Linked DNA regions of Homo sapiens: region 2 is linked to region 1. The links are chromatin loops, found by intact Hi-C in ENCODE. Cell type or tissue: OCI-LY7. All regions are shown on one strand. Links, peaks and the distances in the headings refer to the core of each region. The heading gives the core; the rest is flanking DNA. Region 1 has its middle 18 kb from the start of IQSEC1. Region 2 overlaps NUP210 (nucleoporin 210).

Evidence for each region. Peaks named below come from ENCODE experiments on the same cell type or tissue, not always from the same donor. Only the 100,000 strongest peaks of a DNase experiment are listed, where the experiment ranks them.
Region 2: it touches region 1 in a loop (9-fold over the local background); 6 of 110 quality-filtered maps call a loop at or near these places.

Annotation. Positions count from the first base shown.
Region 1 is chr3:13,086,214-13,096,965 of GRCh38, reverse strand. It overlaps a transcript of IQSEC1 not described here. Among named protein-coding and RNA genes, the nearest start is that of IQSEC1, 18 kb to the right of the region's middle. RefSeq lists enhancers at 8,124-8,623, 9,264-9,323, 9,344-9,433, 9,484-9,543. In OCI-LY7, for the core only: CTCF peaks have their summits at 4,418 and 4,632 (motif pointing left); DNase peaks (open chromatin) are centred at 3,035, 4,645, 8,755, 9,145 and 1 weaker place; H3K4me3 peaks cover 533 bases; H3K27ac peaks cover 1,730 bases.
Region 2 is chr3:13,349,774-13,360,525 of GRCh38, reverse strand. NUP210 (nucleoporin 210) reads left to right here. Exons shown (of 40, transcript NM_024923.4): 15 at 35-256; 16 at 2,131-2,304; 17 at 6,419-6,611; 18 at 6,866-6,972; 19 at 8,342-8,446; 20 at 8,546-8,647. Among named protein-coding and RNA genes, the nearest start is that of NUP210, 65 kb to the left of the region's middle. RefSeq lists an enhancer at 10,257-10,752. In OCI-LY7, for the core only: CTCF peaks have their summits at 6,013 and 6,213 (motif pointing left); no DNase peak of the experiment used is centred there.

The DNA.
Region 1 (10,752 bases), core at 1,555-9,554:
TGGCGTGAACCCTGGAGGTGGAGCTTGCAGTGAGCCGAGATCGCGCCACCGCACTCCAGCCTGGGCAACAGAGCGAGACTCCATTTCAAAAAAAAAAAAAAGAAAGAAAGAAAGGCCTAGGAGAGGGCCTTAGGTGCACAGCAGGTGCTCATTAAATGATGGTTGTCTGTCGAAGGCCCAGCACTGGTGGGAGGGTAGCTGGGGCAGCTTCTGTGCCTCCTTCAAGCGTGACAGTGCTATTCTGGGTATGTAGCCAAGTGGCTGGGACTGTGCTGCCCTTTGCCAGCATGGTCTTCGGAAGCACCAGGAGGCTGCCGTGCCTTTGCTCATGTTCCTTCCTCTCTGGGGTGTGTTTTCTTCACATAAACCCCAGGCCACAGCGAACTCATATACATCCTTCAAAACTCACCTCATATGGCACCTCCTCTGTGGTGTCTTCCCAATGCTAAGTCAGCGTCTTGCCCTCTATGCCCCCCAAATACTTGATTCTTGCTAGACTGCGAATCCCTTCTGGGAAGGGCGTGTGCCCTACACGGCCCAGTGTATGGTGACAGAGTAAATTTTGTTGAGTGAATAAGCAAAGGAATGAGTGAATAAATGAATGGATGGTTCTCACAACACTGACCCTGCCCTGAGATCACTTAGAGGCCTGTCCCCCACATGCCCCACCTCCAAGACTGTGAGCTCCCCAAGAGCTAGGGCGTAGCCTGGAGGTCTTACCTGTGCCTCCCACTGCCCAGGTCAGATCTTGGTACACACTAGGTGCTCAATACGTGTCTGAATGAATGAGAAGAAAAAGAGGGGATAGGAAAGCTGAGTCTACACTTGGGACCTATGAAGAGCCAGGGAGGGTGCTGGGCATTTTCACCCATGGGGTCCTTTCTCTGCCTCATAGCAGCCCAGATCACAGATGCGGATACTGAGGCAGGAGGAACCAAGGATGTGCAGGAGCCAGGATTGAAGCCATGGAGCTTGGACGACTCAGAGGGTTCTTCCCACCCCATCATGATGCCTTCCAAATGAGGGAATGCAGGCATGTGTGAATAAATCAGTGAATGCATGAGGTCTCACGTGAATCTCGCCGCCCCTCCCTCAGCCTCATCCTTCCCAGGCCTCTCTCCTCTGCAGCTGGCTCAGCGCTTTTGCGTGGGGCTGTGGAATAAAAGCTGCCCCGCCCGCTCCCTGCCAATCAGCCTCCATTGTCCTGCTGCATCTGGAGCCCTCTGCAAATTGCCCGTCCCGACAGGCGTGCTCAGCATCCTCTGAGGAAGGACGTCCCCACCTCTTTTACAAGCGCCAGTTCCTAAAAGGCTGGTGATTGCGTCCTCAGCGTCCCCACCGAGCCACCCAGTGTCATGGAGTGGCGGAAAAGGCCCCAGATGGCTGGGAAAGGAGGGGGGAGTGGCAATGATTATCACTGAGCAGGAAGCAACTCGGCCTCTGAGGAGGCGCTGGGTATGCATTAAGTAGGAAACACATGTCTCAAATGTTCTTAGCTCTGTCCATCAGCCCCCGGTGCTGCTGTTTCCACGAAGCCAGCACTTCCCTAAAGGAGCGCACACCAGCATCGCCAAGGCTGGTTAAATCCCAGATGGCTGGGCCCCACCTCAGGGTTTCTGCTTGGGAGGTCTGGGTAGACCCGAGAATGTGCATTTTTCACAGGTTCCTCAGAGATGCCCTGGGAGGTGGGGGTCGGGGATTGACCACACCTTTCCAACTCCCTGGGGCCTTCAGGAACGACGGGGACCATGCCAGGCTCACCTCTGGGAAAGACAGTGTATACTGTGGACCAGACTACACATCGCAGCCTGGGGTCCACCCACAGGCAGAGATGGAGGTAGATTCTTGGGCTGGTTGACTTGTGGAGCATTGTTATTAAACTGCAGTAAACCAGAAGCAAGGTGGAGAGGAGGGGGGCTCTCGGTGCAATAGCGTTTGCCCAGGTGTGGCTCCAACAAATGGTCATGATCACCACCGAACAAAACCGCAGCCACAGCCACAAGCTTAGGAGCACTTGCTGGGCTCCTCTCTCAGCGTGTGGCCTGCAGCTGGTTCAGTCTGTGTCCATGGTCCATCGAAATGTATCCCTTGCCTGGGGAGGTAACAATTGAACTCAACTATTGATCTTCCCTGAATTCCCAGTGGAGGCCCAGAAGGGTCAGGTGCTCTCGGCAGGTCACACCGTGCTCAGTGGGAGAAGATCCCGGAGCTCGTGGCTGCTGGAGCCTGTCAGCCTGAGTTTGAGCCCTGCAGCCCTCTGTCCAGTAGTATGGCCAGGAACAGGCCATACTCCTGATTTATCTGTCCTCAGTTTCCACAACTGTATTATGAGGGGAATGGTGGAAGCAGTCTCACAGGCTGATCCACGAACAGTACTTAGTGCAGGGTCTGGCACCAGGTGGGGGGTGTCAGGAGGAGAGAGAGGTTGAGTGGACACAGATCTTCCTGACAAAAAGGAACAAAATTAAAGGGGCTCAGACATCACTCTGCATCTCGCCAGCCTCTGTGGTTTGTGTTTTGTATATGATTGGGGGAGGGAGTCTAGAGCAGGGATGGGACTTCCAGGTGGCTCCGGGAGAGGGGTGGAAGTGAAATCCTTCTTTTCAAGGTCAGCCCCTGCAAGCCTTGCCTTCGCCTTCCATCTGGAATGCCTGATCACTCATCTTCCTGTGTTAACTTTCTCATCCTTCAAGGCCTGATGCAGTCCCTGCCTCTTCCATGATCTCCCTGCCACAAGTGCCTTCCATCCTAGAACTCCCACAGCACCGGCTTCTCCACTGTGATACGAGGTGCCACCTGCTACCATCGGTGTATCAGTGAGGACCCTGATCGGATGTCACGGTTCTCTCTCTCTCTTCATCCCTCAGCCCTGTTTCTTCATTCTTGGGAAGGTTTGCTCTTACAGTATAACACGATAGGCACCAGGAACCCCAGGCTCACAGCCAGTTAGTTCAGTGGCCCCAGCCGGAAGAGGTCTCTTTTTCAGATCTGCAAAAGCGCCAGGGCTGACTCTCATTGGCCTGACTCAGGTTACAAGCCCATCTCTAAGCCAATCACTATGAAGAACAGAGGGATTTATGCTCTGATTGGCCAGGCTGGATCACGTGCACATCCCTGGACCTAGAGGGTGCTGAGAACGGACAGGGGGAGACCTAGCGGAGTCACGTGGACCAACAGTGGGGAGGAGGTTCAGGGATAAGAGGGGCTGGATGCCAGACAGTGGATCCAACTGTGTATGCCTCAGTCGTCATCAGTGCTCGGGCCTGATCCTGCCGCCAGGCTGTAGCTGCATGCGTCTTGTGTCCCCTTGTCCAGGGTTTGCCACACACCCCATGTGCTGGATGAAGGGGACACACGTAGGAATCACACTGAATAACCTCCTCCCTCGTGGCATCCCCTGAGCTTGGGGAGGAGGCAGCCCTGCCTCCCCAGTTCCTGCCCTGAGCCACAGGGACCAGTTACTTGGATGAAGCCCCTCGTCTGCGCATGGCAGGAGGTGGAGCCCAGCTCCTCCTGTGGAGGAAGCTTCCTAATGGTCTCCCCTGGGGCCCGGTGAGGACATAAACTCTGCATCACTGAAGGTGCTGGGGCTCAGATGGCACCGCCTGGGATGCTGGAGGAGCATGCATCCCTGCAGCAGGCAGGGCTGGGATGGAGGCCCCAGGTCTCCTTCCGTCCTTGAGCCCGATTAGTCTTGTCAGGTATGGGGCTGAGGCTCTGGCTGAGGGACGATGTCTCCTTTATAAGTGAGTTTGTTTATTTGCTCTTAATGCCTCTCTGTATCCTCTCGCCTCCCCAGCTGGAGTTGGTGAAACCACAGACTGTGCCCTGGGCAGGGGCAGGACCTGTGTGGAGCCACCGAGATGTGATTTAGTCACTTGTTACCTGGGTTAGGCTAAAATAATCCCAAGTACTGAGATGTTGCCAAGAAGACACAACACAGAGATAGGACCCTGAGGACTAGGAGCAGCTTGTGCCTGGGTGCTGGGGGCCTCTCTGAGCCAAGAGCTAAATAATGGGAGGAGCCGGCTACGGGAGGGGGAAGAGTGCTCGCGGCAGAGGGAACAGCAAGGGCAAAGGCCCCGGGACTCGAAGAAGTTCGGCCTTGGAGATGGAAAGTTGGCCAGCGTGCCTGGAGCAGAGTGAGGAGGGGCTGGCACTGGGACAGGAACCCTGCAAGGTGGGTGGGGCCAGAGAGCGCAGGGCCTGAATGTTGGTGGACTGTTTTACGCGAAGAGGCCACCATCAGAGGGGTTGATAGAGGAGACACCATTGAGATTGTTCTGGTGAGGGAACAGAAATAATTCGGGTTAGGGGCTAAAATTGACTTCTCCCATTATTTAGCTCTTGGCTTAAATGTCGCCGTCTCAGAGAGGCCCCCAGCACCCAGGCACGCGCTGCTCCTGGTCCTTAGGGTCCTGTCTCTGTGTTGTGTCTTCTTGGCAGCATCTCAGTTCCTGGGATTATTTTAGCCTAACCCAGATGGGGAGAGGACATGTGGCCAGGGAATGAGGCCTGGGCAGGCCTGGGAAGGAGCCAGGTCAACAGCGTTCTGGGACGTCCGTGGTCAGCCGGGGCGTGTTTTGCAGGTATCTCTTTGCAGGACTTTGCAGCAGCCGCGCGCTGCCCTCTGCTGGAACTTCTGAGCATTACACCTAGCGCCTTTGAGCTGTACTAACCCCAGAACTTACTTCCCTGAGCACTTTATGGAAACACCCCCGTGATACGGTGTCCTCAGAGCTGGCAGAAGCTCACAAGGTCTTCTTCTCCTGCCTGGTATGTCCCTGCTGGCTTGCTTAGCCCTAGGCACAGGCATCTCACTAGCCCCTTTTGATGCAGTCAGTTCTGACCCTGCACAGTGCAGGGCAATTGACCCCGCGCAGTGCAGGGTAGCTTGACCCCAGAAAGAGCTGTGCTTAGCTTCCTCCTGGCCTCGACCATGCACAGGCCCTTAGAACTGCCTGGGGGGCCTGGGGACACTGACCACCTCCCCCATGACTGCCCTGCTCCAGCGCCTCCAGGTCCTGCCCACCCCGACCCCACCCAAGCTGCCCTCCCAGACCAAAGAGGAGACCTGGGAGGAAGCCTGAACAGTCTAGGCTTCCACAGAGGATGTGGCTTTCCTAGGAAAACCCCTGAAGACTCCCCAAATGTGCCACACGTGTCCTCTGCCTGCCTGTGTCTTTGTTTTTTATGTTGGAGCTTCAGGCACCTCTCAGTTTCCCTGAATACAGAGGGAGGGCTGACAAGGGCCTGGTCATAGGAACAGCTGGGGTGAACAGACAGGTCAGCGGGGGCAAGGCTGAGGCACAGCCAAGTCGGGCTTCCTGGGAGCATTGTGGGCCCGTCCCACCTGGGCTTCTGGGTCCTTTCACACCCCAGCCCCTGCTCCTGCAGTAGTCACAAAGGAGGGCTGTGCTCAGGGAGGGCAGGGAGGCCAGGAGGCCAGGGGAAGAGATGGGAGAAAAGATGCATGGGTTTCAGTAGGCCCAAGCCCAAGTCAAAGGCCCAGCAACACTGTCCTGGGTCTCATTCCAGCATCTGTCCTGTAAACAAACTCCCTCATTCATTCGGCAAATATTTTTTGAGCATCTGCTATGTGCCAGGCACGGTCTATGGCTTGAGCCTGCTTCAGTGAATAAAACAGACTCCCCTGGCCTCCTGGAGTCTGTATGCCAATGAGGAAGGAGGACAGCAACCAGCAGCCTGGCAGAGAGACCGATGCTGCTGCCCTCGGAGAGTGGTGACGGGGTCAAGGCATGCACCTGAGTGAGCGATGGCGTAGGGAGTGCAGGACAGAGGTGGGCAGGAGCCCTCCCTGAGAGAGTGTCCACTGAGTCAAGACCGGAGTGACGAGAAGTCTTTACAAACCTCTCTGGGAGAAGGCCGTAGAAACCGAGCACAGAATGGGTCATCAGGGCAGAGGAGTGTGGGCGGTGAGGAGGAGGCCAGGCCAGCCAAATCCAAATTAATCTTCCTCCTGGCTGGTCAGGCAGCTCCGTGCAGTCTTCCAGTGCTGTCCCCGCGGCTGGGGTTCAAATTCCGCACAGGGCTTTTGGTCAAGGGAACTGTGGATACCCGGGTTCCATTCTCAGCCTGTCTGTGCCTGAGTGTCCCCGGCTGAGGTCCTTCTGAGCTCAAGGATCGAAGTCTAAAATCTCTACGGAGCTCATACGAGTCACAGGGTGCCAGGTCCCCTTAGTGTGCCTCCTCAGGCCCAGCAGAGCACCTGGCACATGGCAGAAGCCCAGCAAAGTCCCTTTAAATCAACACCAGGCTGTGGGGAGGGAGAAGGGGCTCTCGGGATGTGGTGGGCTGTAGAGTCTCTCAGCCCAGCGTGGGGCCTACCTCTACCAGGACCTGCCCCTGCACCAGGCCTGTCACCAATCACCCCACAGACTCCATGAGCATGTCCTGTGGGGGACTTGCAGCCAGTGGGTGGCACACATGGACACAGAGAGGTGCAACACGGGATGGGGGTGTGCCTGAGTGCTGGGACTCACTGGGGAGCAGCACCTTGAGCTCAGATTGCAATCATTCATTCATACATCCACTCACTCATTCAGTCACTCATTTCACATTTTATTAAATACCGGTGGTATTCCAGGCACTAGAGTATAGTGAATAAAACAGACAAAAATCCTTACCTTCATGAAGCTAGCGTGCTAACAGTAGGGAAACAAACCAAAATATAGAATATAGAAATTTAAAATATACAGTAGTTTGTTTTTGTTGTTTTATTTTTTTTGAGACAGAGTCTTGCTCCGTCACCCAGGCTGGAGCGCAGTGGCGCGATCTTGGCTCACTGCAAGCTCCGCCTCCCAGGTTCACGCCATTCTCCTGCCTCAGCCTCCCGAGTAGCTGGGACTACAGGTGCACGCCACCACACCCCGCTAATATTTTTTGTATTTTTTAGTGGAGACGGGGTTTCACCGTGTTAGCCAGGATGGTCTGGATCTCCTGACCTCGTGATCCACCCGCCTTGGCCTCCCAAAGTGCTGGGATTACAGGCGTGAGCCACCGTGCCCGGCCTAAAATATACAGTGTTTTTAAAAGTGTACAATTCAATGCTTTCTAGTAAATTCACTGAGTTGCACAACCATCCCCACAATAGGTTTTAAAACATTTTCATCACTCCAGGCAGAAACTCCATACCCATTCGCAGCCGTCCACATACTCCCTAGGCCTCCTCCCATTCCCTGGCAGCCACTCATCTGCTTTCTACCTCTATGGATTTGCCTGTTCTGGACATTTCACACCATTCGAATCATAGAAGATGTGTCCTTTTGTGTCTGGCTTCTTTAACTTAGCATCATGTTTCCAAGGTTTATCCATGTTGCCACATATATCGGTACTTCATTTCTTTAAAAACAATTTTTTTGAGACAGGGTCTCATTCTGTCACCCAGGCTGGAGTGCAGTGGCACAAACACAGCTCACTGAAGCCTTGACCTCCTGGGCTCAAGGGATCCTCCCACCTCAGCCTCCTAAGTAGCTGGGACTACAGGTGTGCACCACCACACCTGGCTAATTAAAAAAAAATTTTTTCTGTAGAGACTGAGTCTCACTGTGTTGCCCAGTATGGTATCAAACTCCTGGGCTCAAGTAATTCTCCAGCCTCAGCCTCCCAAAGTGTTGATATTACAGGCATGGGCTAGTGCTCCCCAAATTTTATTTCTTTTTATGGCTAAATAATGTTTCATAGTATGGACAGATCGCATTGTTTATCCATCATCTGTTGATGCACACTTGGGTTGTTTATATTTTAGGGCTGTGTGGTTTTATAGTGACAAGTGCTAAAGTAAAAGGCCAGGATGGGGTGTGGCAGTGTATTTTGGGGAGGGGCCCAAGGGGGCCTCCTGGCCAATAGGAGAGGAGTGGGCCAGGCCAAGTCAGGGCATATGTCCAGCGGTTACACACCTGTCGTTACAATACTGAAATCTTTTCATGCCCCTGGGTTAAAGCCCACTGTCTGGACCCCCAGAGGGGCTCCCACTGCTGCTGTCTCTGTCCAGCCCTTCTCCTGGCCCTCTTCAGATGTCCCTAGGATCTGCAATAAAGGAGTTAATACTTAGCCTAGCAGGAGGTGTTTTGGAGTGGTGGGGGCCAGTGCCTGTGTTAAATATTTTGAATATCCCCCTGGGCAAAAAGCATGACACATGCAAAGGCCCTGGGGCAGGAGAGCCTGGAGCTGGAGCTGGAGAAACTGCAACAGGCCAGTGTGCCCGAGGCAGAGTTAGGAGGAGGATAAATAAGGCCCAGGGGGTAAAGCAGGGCCTGTGGATCATGGCAAGGATTGGGGTTTTTATTCTGAGTGGGGTGGGGTCCCCGGGAGGGTACTGAGCAGAAGAGGGCCATGGTCTCATGTAGGTTCAGCCAAAGGATTGGTCTGGCTGAGAGCTGAATCAAGGAGGGTAGGGAGGGTACTAAGGCCATTCAGAGGAGCGGGGAGGGCGACAGGAACCAGGGAGGGGTGTGGAGGCTGGGAGGAGTGAGAGTGAGTGGGTGGGGGCCTGGAGAGAGCAGGAGTGGGGAGGAGCAGGCTTCGGGAAGCTGGTGGGCCTCGGCATACTAAGCTTGTGCTCTCATAGATGTGGTGGAGGTATCTGGACCTCAGCCCTGCAGTGAGCAGAGGTCAAGCGAGGGCGTCGTCAGCATGCAGGTGCTGGGTGAGCACATGCACGAATGGCCAGCAGTTCCTCTTCCCCCTCCACTTTCATCTGTTCCTTCGCCACCCACTGCGTTAGCACGCTGCCCTGCTTTAAGCCCTGGGGACTCAGCAGTTACGGGACAGACATGAAACTAATCCAGTGTGAGAAACAGATGGTAAACACACAAAGTGATCAGTGGGTCACAGAACACCAGGCACCAGAGAAGAGAAACAGGGAGGGGCTGTGTTAGACAGGGTGGGGGGACTGTGCTCTAGTGCTGTGGTTTCAATTTGTCCCCCAAAGTTCATGCATTGGGAAGTTAGTCCCCAGGGCAGCAGCGGTGAGGGTTGGGGCCTTGAAGAAGGGGTTGGGCCAGGAGGGGTTCATGTTAACTCAGAAGTGGGGTAGTTGTCCTGGGAGCGGGCCCTGATAAACAGGATAAGTTCGGCCCCCATCCCTCCGTAGTGCTCTTTGGCCCTTCCACCTTCTGCCACGGGAGGATGCAGCAGGGTGGCCCTTGCCAGGTGCAAGCCCCTTGACCTTAGACTTCCCAGCCTCCAGAACTGAGCAATAAGTCTCTGTGAGTAATACATTTATAACTACCCAGTCTCAGATATTCTGTTACAGCAGCACAAAATAGACGAAGACAGCAAGTGATCCTGGTTTTCCGTTTGTGGTAGTGAAAGAAAAACTCCCTTTCAAATGCATTTAACTAAAAATAGTTAAAAGAAAAACATGACTGGGATAGTGGTGCAGAGGCTCTTAGCAAATTGCAAAGTCATCACGGCTGTCAAGGTTTGGGATTGATTCACGGTCTCCTCCCCTGCCAGCCAGGTTTACCAACCCATTTTGCAGATGAGGAGACTGAGGCTGAGAGAAGCGAAGGGGCTTGTCTGCAGACCTCCTGCACACACTCTGGGGCTCTTTCTGCACCGAGAGCCTCTCCTGCACCAAGAGGCAACAATGCAGTTCTCTGAGTTATTCTTTCTTGCTATTTCTCTTCCTTTTGGTGGATGAATTTGGGAGCTCTTTAAAACATCAGGGGAACTTTCTAGATGCAAATATTCCATCCAGCCCATTAACTAAAGTCGCAGCAAATAAACTGTAATCACAAGACCTATTATTAGTGTGGATTTGAAAGTAATTACCCAGTGTAGATTTAGACTGTAGGAAGAATGTTGTCTGGGGTGGGATTTTCACCAAACCTTCAAAGGGTGTGGCATGTGAAATAAGTAGAGCTACAGTGTGGCACCCACGATCCCCTGAACCAGCTGGGGGTGAATGAGGGAGTGTGGCTTGAGGTCATTCATTCGTTTGGTTGGCAAACATTTATTAGCACCTGCTGTGTGCCAGGCCCCATTCAGTGCACTGGGGGATGCCACGATAACCAAGACAGGGGGTGACCCTGCCTTGTGGACAGGATATTTTCTTGAGAGAAGACAGATGTTGAGAAAGAACAATTAAACAGGATGCCTGTAAATGGCCTAGAGGAAGTAAACTGGGTGAGGAGACAGTGCCTGGGGGCTACTTCTTCAAGGGTGCTCAGGAAGGCCTCCCTTGCAGGTGATTGCTAAGCTGAGACCTGAAGAGAGAGCTGTGCAGAGAGCTGAGGGAGGGAACAGCAGATGCAAAGGCCCTGAGGCAGGAACGAGGCTCTCATGGAAGGGAGCAGGCAGGTGCGGGGTGGCAGAACTGTGGGGCAGAACCAGGCTTTCGGTTCTGAGTGCAGTGGGAAGCTGGCGGGATGGGTCTGATTTGCATTTACCACGATACACCGCAATACAGAAATAGGCAGTGGCTCCAACCAGGGTGAAGAAAGGCCCTGACCCTCCCAGGAAAAAGACGCCCGCTGGTTCCCAGCCCTGCAGGTGGCTCTGTGTGCCAGTTTCTTCCACACCCATCTCCCAGCGCTGAACCAGCATGGAGACTGAGGTAGGCTTTCCAAGGCCAACAGTGCTGTCATGATGATGGTGACAAGCAGCCCTCACTGAGCATGTGCTGTGTCATCCCCGCCACGGTGGGCACAAACCGGCATCATCTCCTGTCACCCTCCTCAGTCTGTCCATTCTGGGTAAGGAATCTGCCTTTCCCATTTTCCATAT
Region 2 (10,752 bases), core at 1,659-9,658, 260 kb before region 1:
AGAATGCCAAGTCTTCTGCCTCTTCTGTCCCCAGGCTGTGGATCCCTCCTCTGTTGCCTTGGTAACCCTGGGCTCCTCAAAGGAGATGCTGTTTGAAGGAGGTCCCAGACCTTGGATCCTCGAGCCGTCCAAATTCTTCCAGAACGTCACCGCTGAGGACACTGACAGCATCGGCCTGGCTCTCTTTGCCCCCCATTCCTCCCGGAATTATCAGCAACACTGGATCCTTGTGACCTGTCAGGCCTTGGGTGAGCAGGTGAGTGGGCAGCTGCTCCAGACCCTCCTTGCCCTAAGGCAGGGGTGGAAAATGACTCTCTCAGTATTGTTTTATTTACTCCTTGGAGTAACGCTGAGAGACAGCCACTCCTATTGTACCCATTTTACAGACAGGCAAACTGAGGCGTGGTGAGGTGGAATGTGACTCAATGAACGCCAGGCAGGTGTGGCAATAGGGACCTCCCGCTATGCCAGCTTTCATAGAGTAGGCCAGTTGGGTGGCTTGCCACCTCCATGGGCTTCAGCATCCCCCACTAACCAAACCAGAGCTGGAGGCTTTGAGTTCGGGGGTCACAAGTCCAATGTCTCCAGGGTCGTAAATGAATGAGGCTGTAGACCCAGGTTTGACACATCTTGTTGGTTCTTGAGGATAACCTGGAAATCACAATATTTTTTTTTGTATAGGTAATCTCTTAAGTTTTTTAATGCTGAAAACCAAAAGCTGAGGAGGCTGAGGGGACCAGACAAAACACATGTGTGACCTGAATCCCCACATGCTGGCTGGAGGGCTTCTTGCTGTTCAGGCGCCTTGGGGCCTGACACTCCTTCCCCGGGGAGGGTGAGCTGAGAGCTTGTGGGGCTTCTGGTGGGCATCTACTGCTCTGTTTCCAAGGCAGGAAGCCCAAAGCAAAAGGGGTATTCGGCGGGAATCAGGAAGATGGGAGAGAGCCCATTTCTTTGGGACGTGAAGGGTATTTCCTGCATGTGTGCAGGGCAAAGAATGTCAGTTGGCAATAAAACGCACATGCATGCCTCCCACGGTGCCCTTATGGTATCAGCCATGCCACAGCTGCCCTGGTATGGCCAGAAAAGATGCCTGGTGATAGGTTCCACTCACCAGTGGGGTGGTTTTAGAAAAACAATAAAACAACAAGAACAATAACAGCATCATAATAAATAATACAATAAGAAGAATAAAATTCCTCATGAATTAAGTTGGATATATTTCTTATCCCTGGCATGACCCCACCATCCCTGTCCCCTCTCAGGGCTGTAAGAATGTGACCTCCAATTGGGGTTACCTCTAGGGCCCTCCCAATCCATTGCTCTGTGGCTCCCTCACATGCGGCACCAGGTGCAGACAGAAAGCCTGTGTGGAGTCACGGAGGACACTGCCCTTGGTCCTGCCTTATGGTCAGGAGGGGTAGGGGCTCGTGTCCTCCATCAAGTGCATGTTATCTGAGGAGGCTGAGGGTGCTACCTCAAGATGGGCCCTGAGCCATGGTGCTCCAAAAAAGAGGAGGCCAGATATGACTTCTGAGGTCCCAGCTCTCCAGGCAGACAGGTTTCCCTCTTTTCTTGCACCATGGATTTCCCTCTCTGCAGCAGCCCCTGGAGCTGCAGAGCATGAGCAGGCGGAGGGCAGGCCCTGCCTCCAGGCTGCAGCTCCTCCTGGGCGTTGTCCTGCAGAGCTCCTATCTGATTCGCTTGCCCTGTCATCATTCTGCAGCATGCACTTCCCACGTCTGTTCCTCGTTCCATGGGTGTTTTCACCTCCATATGGACTCCTCATTGAAGCATCCTTGAACTTGTGAATTTTCTAATGCAACCGTGGGGTTTTCCCAGGGTCCTGGGAAACCATGAAGCCTCACCGGGTCTACCTCTTCCCTGGGATAGGAGCAGCCCATAGGGCACATGGGCTCCCATCTGAGAGTCTCTTAGGTGTTGAGAAAGTGCATTCCCACCTGTGTGCCACTGGGCCTTTGTTAAGACCCTGTGGCATGGGTATCGTCATCACTCCCATCCTATAGAGGAGAAAACTGAGTCAGAGGGAGCTGGGGTGGGGTGTGGCATAGCTCAGAGAGGAGTGAGAACTCAAGCTTGGGGGTCTGACTGTTCACTGTGCCCTACCAGGTCATCGCCCTGTCGGTGGGGAACAAGCCCAGCCTCACCAACCCCTTTCCTGCGGTGGAGCCTGCCGTGGTGAAGTTCGTCTGCGCCCCACCGTCCAGGCTCACCCTCGCGCCTGTCTACACCAGCCCCCAGCTGGACATGTCCTGTCCGCTGCTGCAGCAGAACAAGCAGGTGGTGAGTGTGGGCTATGCTCGGGAGGAGGTGAGGGTGCCACCCGCTTGGGCAGGAGGACATTGGTGGCCTCGCCCATGGTCCCGAGCATTGCAACGGACATAGCTCCACGCTGCACTTCCTTCGTCTCAACAACTGGCCCTGTGAGGACGCTGGTTTCATTTGTGTTTTATATGCAGGGGACACACAGCTTGGAGAGGTGAGAGACATACCAAAGTCACAGCTACTAGTGGCAGTGCCAGGTGAAGATAGAGTCCTCTTCCACATTTGCTGCCTGCCTTTGTTTGGCACTCGGTAGTTTAAAAACAACTTGTTGTCTTCTGTGCCTTGAGGGTGTTAAAATGGGGCTTGCTGTCTATGGACAGGGTATGTAGGGTCAGAGTAGGCGTGGGGGCTGCTGAGGAGAGGTGACCAGCTACAGCATCCCCATGATGTGGGTGACGTGGGGTTGTGTTTCAAAAGTAAGTGTTGGGAGAGGAAGAAAGTCCCTTGGGAGTCTTGTCTAACAGCAGGGATGGTAGGGGAAGCCACAGGTCTGCTCCCCTTGGACTTGAGACACATCCATGCCTTAGTCCCTAGGGCATTCAGAGCCCAAGGTGCTGAGTGTGTCCAGGGTAAGGGACATGGGACATCCTCTGGCCAGCATCAGCCCCCAGCCCCTTTTCAGAGGAGGTGGGTGAGCAGCTCCTCACTCCTTGAGCATGTACTTATGGAGCATGTCCTCTGTGTCAGATACAGGTCTGAGTTTTGGATTGCACACTAATCAGGACAGGCAAGGAACCTGCCTCCCAGAGATGACAGGGAGACCAGGAGATGCACAAATAAGATGGATCAGAGGTGGCAAGCGCTGCAAGGGAAGTGAAATAGGGCACGCAGCAGAGTGAGGAGGAGGCTGCTCAGGAGGAGCGGAGTGGGGCTCTGAGGAGGGCATGTGCGAGCTCACCGCTATCTAACGCTGTGGAACTCACTCCATTGATTCTTTGCGAGTCCTAGAGCAGACCCTGGCTCATAGGAGGAGCTCAGTAACTAGGAGCGAAGGATGAGTGAACCAGCGAATGCACTGTGCATGCGCCACTCCTGTCTTCACCCTTGACTCTTGCAGACTCGTGGGTGGAGAAGCCACACTGCTGGAGAACTGGCCAGGGAGTAGCTGAACTGGAGAGCAGGTCCTCTCTGGACAGGCAGCCTGCTCAGCTCAGGGACAGTCAATTCAACCCCAGGCTGGCCCAGCTTTCTCATTTTCAAAGAAAAACAAATCATACCTATGTGCATCTTCCCTGTCCTTAGCGTTGTCTGTGAGCTGAGCGGGCCACCTTGGGGCTGGATTGGTCCTGGTCTGTCTGTTGGCCAGGACCTCTGCTTTAGCCCAGTGTTGTCTCTCTGGACTTAAATATGATGGCTGCAGGGCTTGACTCTGATTTGGCTTTGCACATCATAGATGTCGCCAGAAAATAATGGACCTCAAACACGGAGTAGCTGTGTGATCCATCAGTGCTCAGGTTCCTGAGCCACCAGCCAGCCATTCAGGTGTGACTCTGGCAATTTACAGCCTCATTAGGGAACTTTTGTTTTTCTTTTTTTTGAGACACAGTCTCGCTCTGTTGCCCAGGCTGGAGTGCAGTGGCGCAATCTCGGCTCACTGCAACCTCCACCTCCCAGGTTCAAGTGATTCTCCTGCCTCAGCCTCCTGAGTAGCTGGGATTACAGGCATGCGCCACCACACCCAGCTAATTTTTGTATTTTTAGTAGAGACAGGGTTTCACCATATTGGTCAGGCTGGTCTCAAACTCCTGACCTCGTGATCCGCCCACCTCGGCCTCCCAAAGTGCTGGGATTACAGGCGTGAGCCACCATGCCTGGCCAGTCATTAGGGAACTTTGAGAAAGATATATTCCTGCAATGCAGCCTGGATGCAGGATCAAGGTAATTTTATACTCTCCAACTTCAGAGGCTACCCAAGATGTGTTTGCAGATTAAATTATTGGTGAGGAGAGACACCAGAATGGAATTGACTGATCAGAATGACAAGGTAGAGCCAGGCTCAGCCTGACCCTGGCCCTCTGAGCAGGTCCTCTAGCGTGTGGCTCACTCACTGTGGGTGGGCACCAGTTGCATGGGACTGATTAGGGGCTTGAATGGGGCTGTCCCCAGATTGAGACACCAGAGATTGGCCACACTGAGTCAGGGGAGGTCCTTGGGCTCTACAATCAGGCCAGCTGAGTTCCACCCCTAAACCTGTGTGACCTTGGACAAGTCATTCAACATTTAACGTCCCTGGACCTCAGCCTCCCTGTTTGTAATATGGGGCTTATGTTGTTGCCTCAAATGGGCCAGTTAGCTTGCACATGTGCTTGGCCAGTGTCAATTTCCTTCCCTGGAGGAGCATTGGTTTTCCAGCCAGGATTGCATCTGGGGGAGCCATGGAGCACCTAGGATAGGTCCCTACAGCCCCTGCCCAAACTCCCGGCTTCTATATTATGAATAATGATGAGACCTTTGCATGCCTGCTGATGGTGCTGGCCTACTCAGAGCAGGGTGTGGATTAAGAATTTGTAGCCTGCTTGAATCAAGTGTTCTCTTGGGGCAAGAGAGCTAGAAGGAGTTGGGAGGAGCCCTCATGGTGCAGGTGGGGTGTTTTGTGACTGTATCGGTCAGGCAGGCGGGGCCTGGCCAGGCTGCCATGGCAAACAAGCCCACATCCCGTAGCTTCACATGGCACAAGCTCACCTCTTGCCCATGCTGCATGAGCCTCTCTAGTTGGCTGGGAGACCTGCTTTGTGTCATTGTGATCTTCATTCCAAGACATGGGCTGTGGAGCAGCCACCATGTTGATCATGGCAGGTGCCACTGTGGAGAGAAAGGGAATGTGGCAGGTCGGGATCTGGCAGTGAAGCTTCCCCCTAGTCCCATTTCACTGGCCAGAACAAGTGCCTCAGTCACTTCTAACCAGAGGATGAGAGAAGGGTAGTTCTTCCTGCAGGATCCCCCTCTCCCCGAATGGAAAACTAGCCCTGTTTGTGAATGATGCTCATGGCTGCCCACTTTCCTACCCGAATGTAGGAAGGCTCTAAAATGACCTTGCAGTCCCCATATTTAAATCCCTCAGTTGTGCTTTGTGTGTCATAGCTGGAGAAACTGAGGCTCAGGGAGTTCATAACTTGCCTGGGCACTGAGAGGTGGAGCTGGGGCTGAGTCCAAGTTGTGGGGTCAGAGACACTTGGCCTCTGCTTTATGGCCCAGCCCACACTGCCCCCATGCTATGTGGCCAGAGAAGGGAGGGATAGCCCACAGGAAAGAGGCTTGATTCAGCTGGTTTCTAAGGGGAGAGTCCGCTCGGGGAGCGAGAGATCACCCCAGAGTGGTGGGAATCCAGGATTTGGACCTGCAGCCTGGCGCTCCCATTGCGAACCTCCTTGGATGAGCTCCTTTCCCTGACTGGGCTTGTGCTTCCTTCACGTGGGGATGACCCCTTCCACCTTCCTGGGACATTTAAGGATTAGGCGAGTATTCCACTTTCAAAGGAGCTGTACAAACCCAGTAGCTCTGGGACATCTTAGGCGTTGAAATCTGCATTCCTGTGAAACCACTAGTGGGGCCATCCTAGAGGCACCGACATGTGCCTGGGTGGGGGATGGCAATCATTTGGGAAGGTGAGGGCAGAGGGGAAGGAGAGCAGCCTGCCCACAGTAGTAGGTCAGGATGGTGGTTCCCAGCTTCAGCACTGTTGACGTTTGGGACCAGATAGTTCCTGTGGGGGGCTGTCCTGTGTATCGTAGGGTGTTTAGCAGCATCATGGACCTCTCCCGAGTAGATGCCAGTGGCAACCCCCTGACTCATGCGTAGGGACAGCCAGAAATGCCTCCAGTGTTGCTGAAGGCCCCCTAGTGGTTCTCATTCCACTGAGAGCTGTGGTCTGGAGCCAGAGGCCAGCTTGGACAGGGCCATGGGGGGACCTGGTGGGTGGCAATAGTGAGGATTGCTTTCTGGCATATCCCATTCCCTCACCAGCACCCCCAAGAGCCCACAGGGCAGCTGCTGGCCTCAGAGTGCACTGCGTGGTCAGTGTCCAGGTCCAGTCCTGGGGGTGACCACAACATCTGACCTGTGTTCCCTGCAGGTCCCAGTGTCCAGCCACCGCAACCCCCGGCTGGACCTGGCTGCTTACGACCAGGAGGGCCGCCGGTTCGACAACTTCAGCTCTCTGAGCATCCAGTGGGAGTCCACCAGGCCAGTGTTGGCCAGCATCGAGCCTGAGCTGCCCATGCAGCTGGTGTCCCAGGACGATGAGAGTGGCCAAAAGAAGCTGCACGGTGAGCTGGGCACAAGCCTGATGGCCCAGGCAGGAGAACAGAGACCAGACAGGAAGCCTGCCAAGGTGGGCCAGTGCCTGTGGGAGCTTAGTTATCTGTGCTTAGATCCTGTTAACTCTTACAATCCACATAGTTTCAACACACACAGTTGTCTGTTTTCAGATTCGAAACTGCAAATCAGAAGGAGGGAGGGGCTGCTTCAGGGGTGGTGATGGGCAGACATCCAACGGTGGCTTCCTTCTTCCTGGTCTCAGGTTTGCAGGCCATTTTGGTTCACGAGGCATCAGGAACCACAGCCATCACTGCCACTGCCACTGGCTACCAGGAGTCCCACCTCAGCTCTGCCAGAACAAAGCAGCCGGTATCTCCCAGGGCCCAGTGGTGGGTGGGCTATGGGTAGCGGGGCAAGCCTCCTACTTCTGCTTAAATTCCACCGGGTATCACAGTGTCCTGAGTCACTGTCTGCTTGACCACCACTCCCCCACCCCAGCCTCTTGGAGGCCCCAGGAGAGGCACTGCTATTAATAGTAGGGGACCAATAGGTACATTGGAGGTGGGAATGGGAAGGGCTTCTCAAGAATAGCCCTTCCTGGATGACAGCCACCTCATGGGGGGTACAGCCACAAGGAAACTTAGGTCTTGAATAAGGTGGAGGCAGCAGGTACAGGCTGGAAGGAGAAGGTGGGACTGTAACTGTATTCCCATGGTCCCTAAATGCCAGGATGAGGCACTTCTATTGTCCTCTTGGGAGCAAACTTTGAAAGAGGCTGGGGTCCCGTGGGGGCAGCACTGGGGAGGCTGGCCTGGAGGGAGGGGGTCACTGAAGGGGCACACCTGTGCCTATACCTGATGGCTCAGTCCTCACTGGCACCAGGATTCCCTTGATTGGGAGTGAGGGGGCGTCACGGCCTCCTGCCTGATGCCTGAGCACCCTGACATGTTATCCCCATGACTTTGCACTTCCTCCCTGCCCTGATGTCCCCCCACCCCCCATAGCTGAGTCACTCAGGCTTCCTCCCCTTGCAGTCTGTGTTCCCCTGAGAGCTGCTCTCCCTTGCAGACACCTTCCTTGTCCTTGTCACCCACAATGCACACCTTCCTGTCATTGACTCACTCTTGCTCTTCCATCCGTGCATTGGAGTCGCCTCTCCCTGCCGGCAGTTGCTGCACCCCGAGTGCCTGGCACACCTGTGGCCCTGAGGAGGTGCTCAAACACGTGATTCCTGGGGGCCTCAGATCTGGGTGGCTCCTTTGTGTGACACATGGTGGGAAGCAGAGCTCAGTGGGTCATGTGCCACCCTAGGGGATGAGGGCTGTCATTGTCCTCTCCTGAGCCAGCCTTGGCCACACTTCCAGGGGACCCTCCCCCGATGCCTGGCCTGGCCAGCGGCCACATGCTCTGAAGCTGACCCTTTGCTGTGAGGTCCTGCAAGGCAGGGCGTGTGTGTGAGTTGCCCACCACTGGGGCCTGGTGGGTTGGGGTGGCGTCTTCTAAGCTGGATTGCTCCCAACCCTCTCCTCAGTCTGGAGTGGAGGAGCCAGCAACTCATTCCACCTCAGGAGGCTGAAGGGAGACCTCAAAGGGTCTGTGGCCATTCTGCTGGGCTCAGGAGCACCAGGGGCTTGTGGCCAGGAGCAAGGCCAGGCCCTAGGGCTTTTGGGCCTGTTCTTCCCGAGGGGCAGCCTAATCATGTCCTCCTGGATCTAATGGCCTTGCCCTTGTCCTTCAGCATGACCCTCTGGTGCCTCTGTCGGCCTCCATAGAGCTCATCCTGGTGGAGGACGTGAGGGTGAGCCCAGAAGAGGTGACCATCTACAACCACCCTGGCATCCAGGTACAGTCCTTGCCCTGCCACCTTCCTGGGCAAGACCCACGGGGGGACTCCTCGCCCTCCCACATGCGGCCCAACCCTCCCTGCATCTGCCTCCTGCAGGCAGAGCTCCGCATCAGGGAAGGCTCAGGTTACTTCTTCCTCAACACCAGCACCGCAGATGTTGTCAAGGTGGCCTACCAGGAGGCCAGGGGTGTCGCCATGGTAAGCTTGGGCCATCGGTCCCCACTGTTGGTTTTCATTCCTTATCTGGGCTGTTGTGTGGTTAATTGATTGATCATTTTGAAAGCTAGCACTTGACTCACACTCGGAATCCCAGAACTTTGGGAGGTCAAGGCAGGAAGATCACTTGAGCCCAGGAGTTCAAGACCAGCCTGGACAATATAGTGAGACCCCCATCTCTACAAAAAAAAAAAGAAAAATCAAAAATTAGCTGGGCATGGTAGCACAGGCCTGTGGTCCCAGCTACACAGGAACCTGAGGCAGGAGGATTGCTTGAGCCCCGGAGGTTGAGGGGTGCATTGAGCAGTGGTCATGCTCCAGCCTGGGCAACAGACCTGGGTGAGAAACCCAGACCCTGTCTCCAAAAAAAAGCTGGCACTTAATCACATTAGCTATAATTAGCAAGGTCTTTAGATTCTCTGATTCATTCTACAACTTTAGTCATTCTCATGAAACCTTTGTGATTTGTATTCCCTGTCCACAAACTGTTAGTTACCTAATGGTTTCCTTTCAATCAATCCTTTAAGATTAAAATATTATTCCATAAGGAGCACTGTAACAGCCATAAAGAAAATTGCTTTTAAAAGATGTCTCACCTTTCTCTATTTTTCCTGTGTTTCTCTCTTGACCCTCTCCCTACTCTTGCAAGCATTGACTTTAGCTGTGCTCATGGCATGGAAGAATTTAATGTTCTGCTTTTATTATGTTATTTTAAGTTTTTATGTTTTTGCGTGTTGCTAATGTAAGCTGGCAGTCCATCTTCAAGTTTGCTAATGCTTTCTTTTGCCAGTTTAAATCTACTCTTGTGCGCTTCTAGTGAATTTTTCATTTCAGCTGTTATACTTTTCAATTTAAGAATTTCTGGCCGGGTGCGGTGGCTCATGCCTGTAATCCCAGCACTTTGGGAGGCCGAGGCAGGCTGATCACAAGGTCAGGAGATTGAGACCATCCTGGCTAACACGGTGAAACCCTGTCTCTACTAAATATACAAAAAAAAAAAATTAGCCAGGCGTAGTGGCGGGCGCCTGTATTCCCAGCTACTCGGGAGGCTGAGGCAGGAGATGGCGTGAACCCAGCGGGTGGAGCTTGCAGTGAGCCAAGATTGCGCCACTGCACTCCAGCCTGGGCGACGGGGCGAGACTCCATCTCAAAAAAAAAAAAAAAAAAAGAATTTCTATTTTTTTTCCTGTAACTTTTCCCCTTTATTGATATTCGCTGTTTGATATGAGATTGTTATCAAATCTTCCTTTACTCCCTTCATCGTTGTTTGGTTGGAAGGCTTTGCCTGGTGAATCTGATCTCTGGTGGCCCTCACAGACAGTTTCTGTCATCTGCCTTTTTTCTGGAGTACGGGTCATGTTTTCCTGTTTTGTTTTGTTTTTTGTTTTGTTTTGTTTTGTTTTGTTTTGTTTTGTTTTGTTTTTTCATGTCCTATAATTGTTGGAAACTGGACATTTTAGGTAATGTATTGTAGAAACTCTGGGTACTGATTCCCCATCCCCATGCTGGAGCTTGTTATTATTATTTGCTTGTTTACTTCTTTAGTGACTGGCCTTGTTATTTTGCTGAAGACACAAAAACACACGCGCACACACACACAAACACACAGGCTGTGTTATTTTGCTGAACACACACACACACAGGCTGTGTTATTTTGCTGAACACACACGCACCCACACACACACACTTTTCCCCAGTAAGAAGTCTCTGATACTGCTCTTAGGGGATAACACCTTGGTATGTCCTTTGTCACTCTGGGATGACTGTGGCCTTTGCAGGGCTTTTTTTGGCTGTCTTTCACTGACCACTCAACTGTTGAGCTGCACTAATTGAGGCTGATTGCTCCACTGTCTTCAGTAATTCCCTGGGGCACACATTCCTACACAACTCAGTCCAATCCTATTCAGGATCCTTTGAAGGGACCCTTTCCCTAGAAGATGTTTAAGGTTTGTTCTGACCCCAGGAGAGCTCTTCCTACCTCTCTCTTTTTCCGTTTGTCTCTGGCAAACTTGCCGGCCTCCAGTGTAGCCCACACCTCCCAGGCTCTCCGTCACCTCCCAGTTGCCTTTCAGCACAACTTGCAGTGT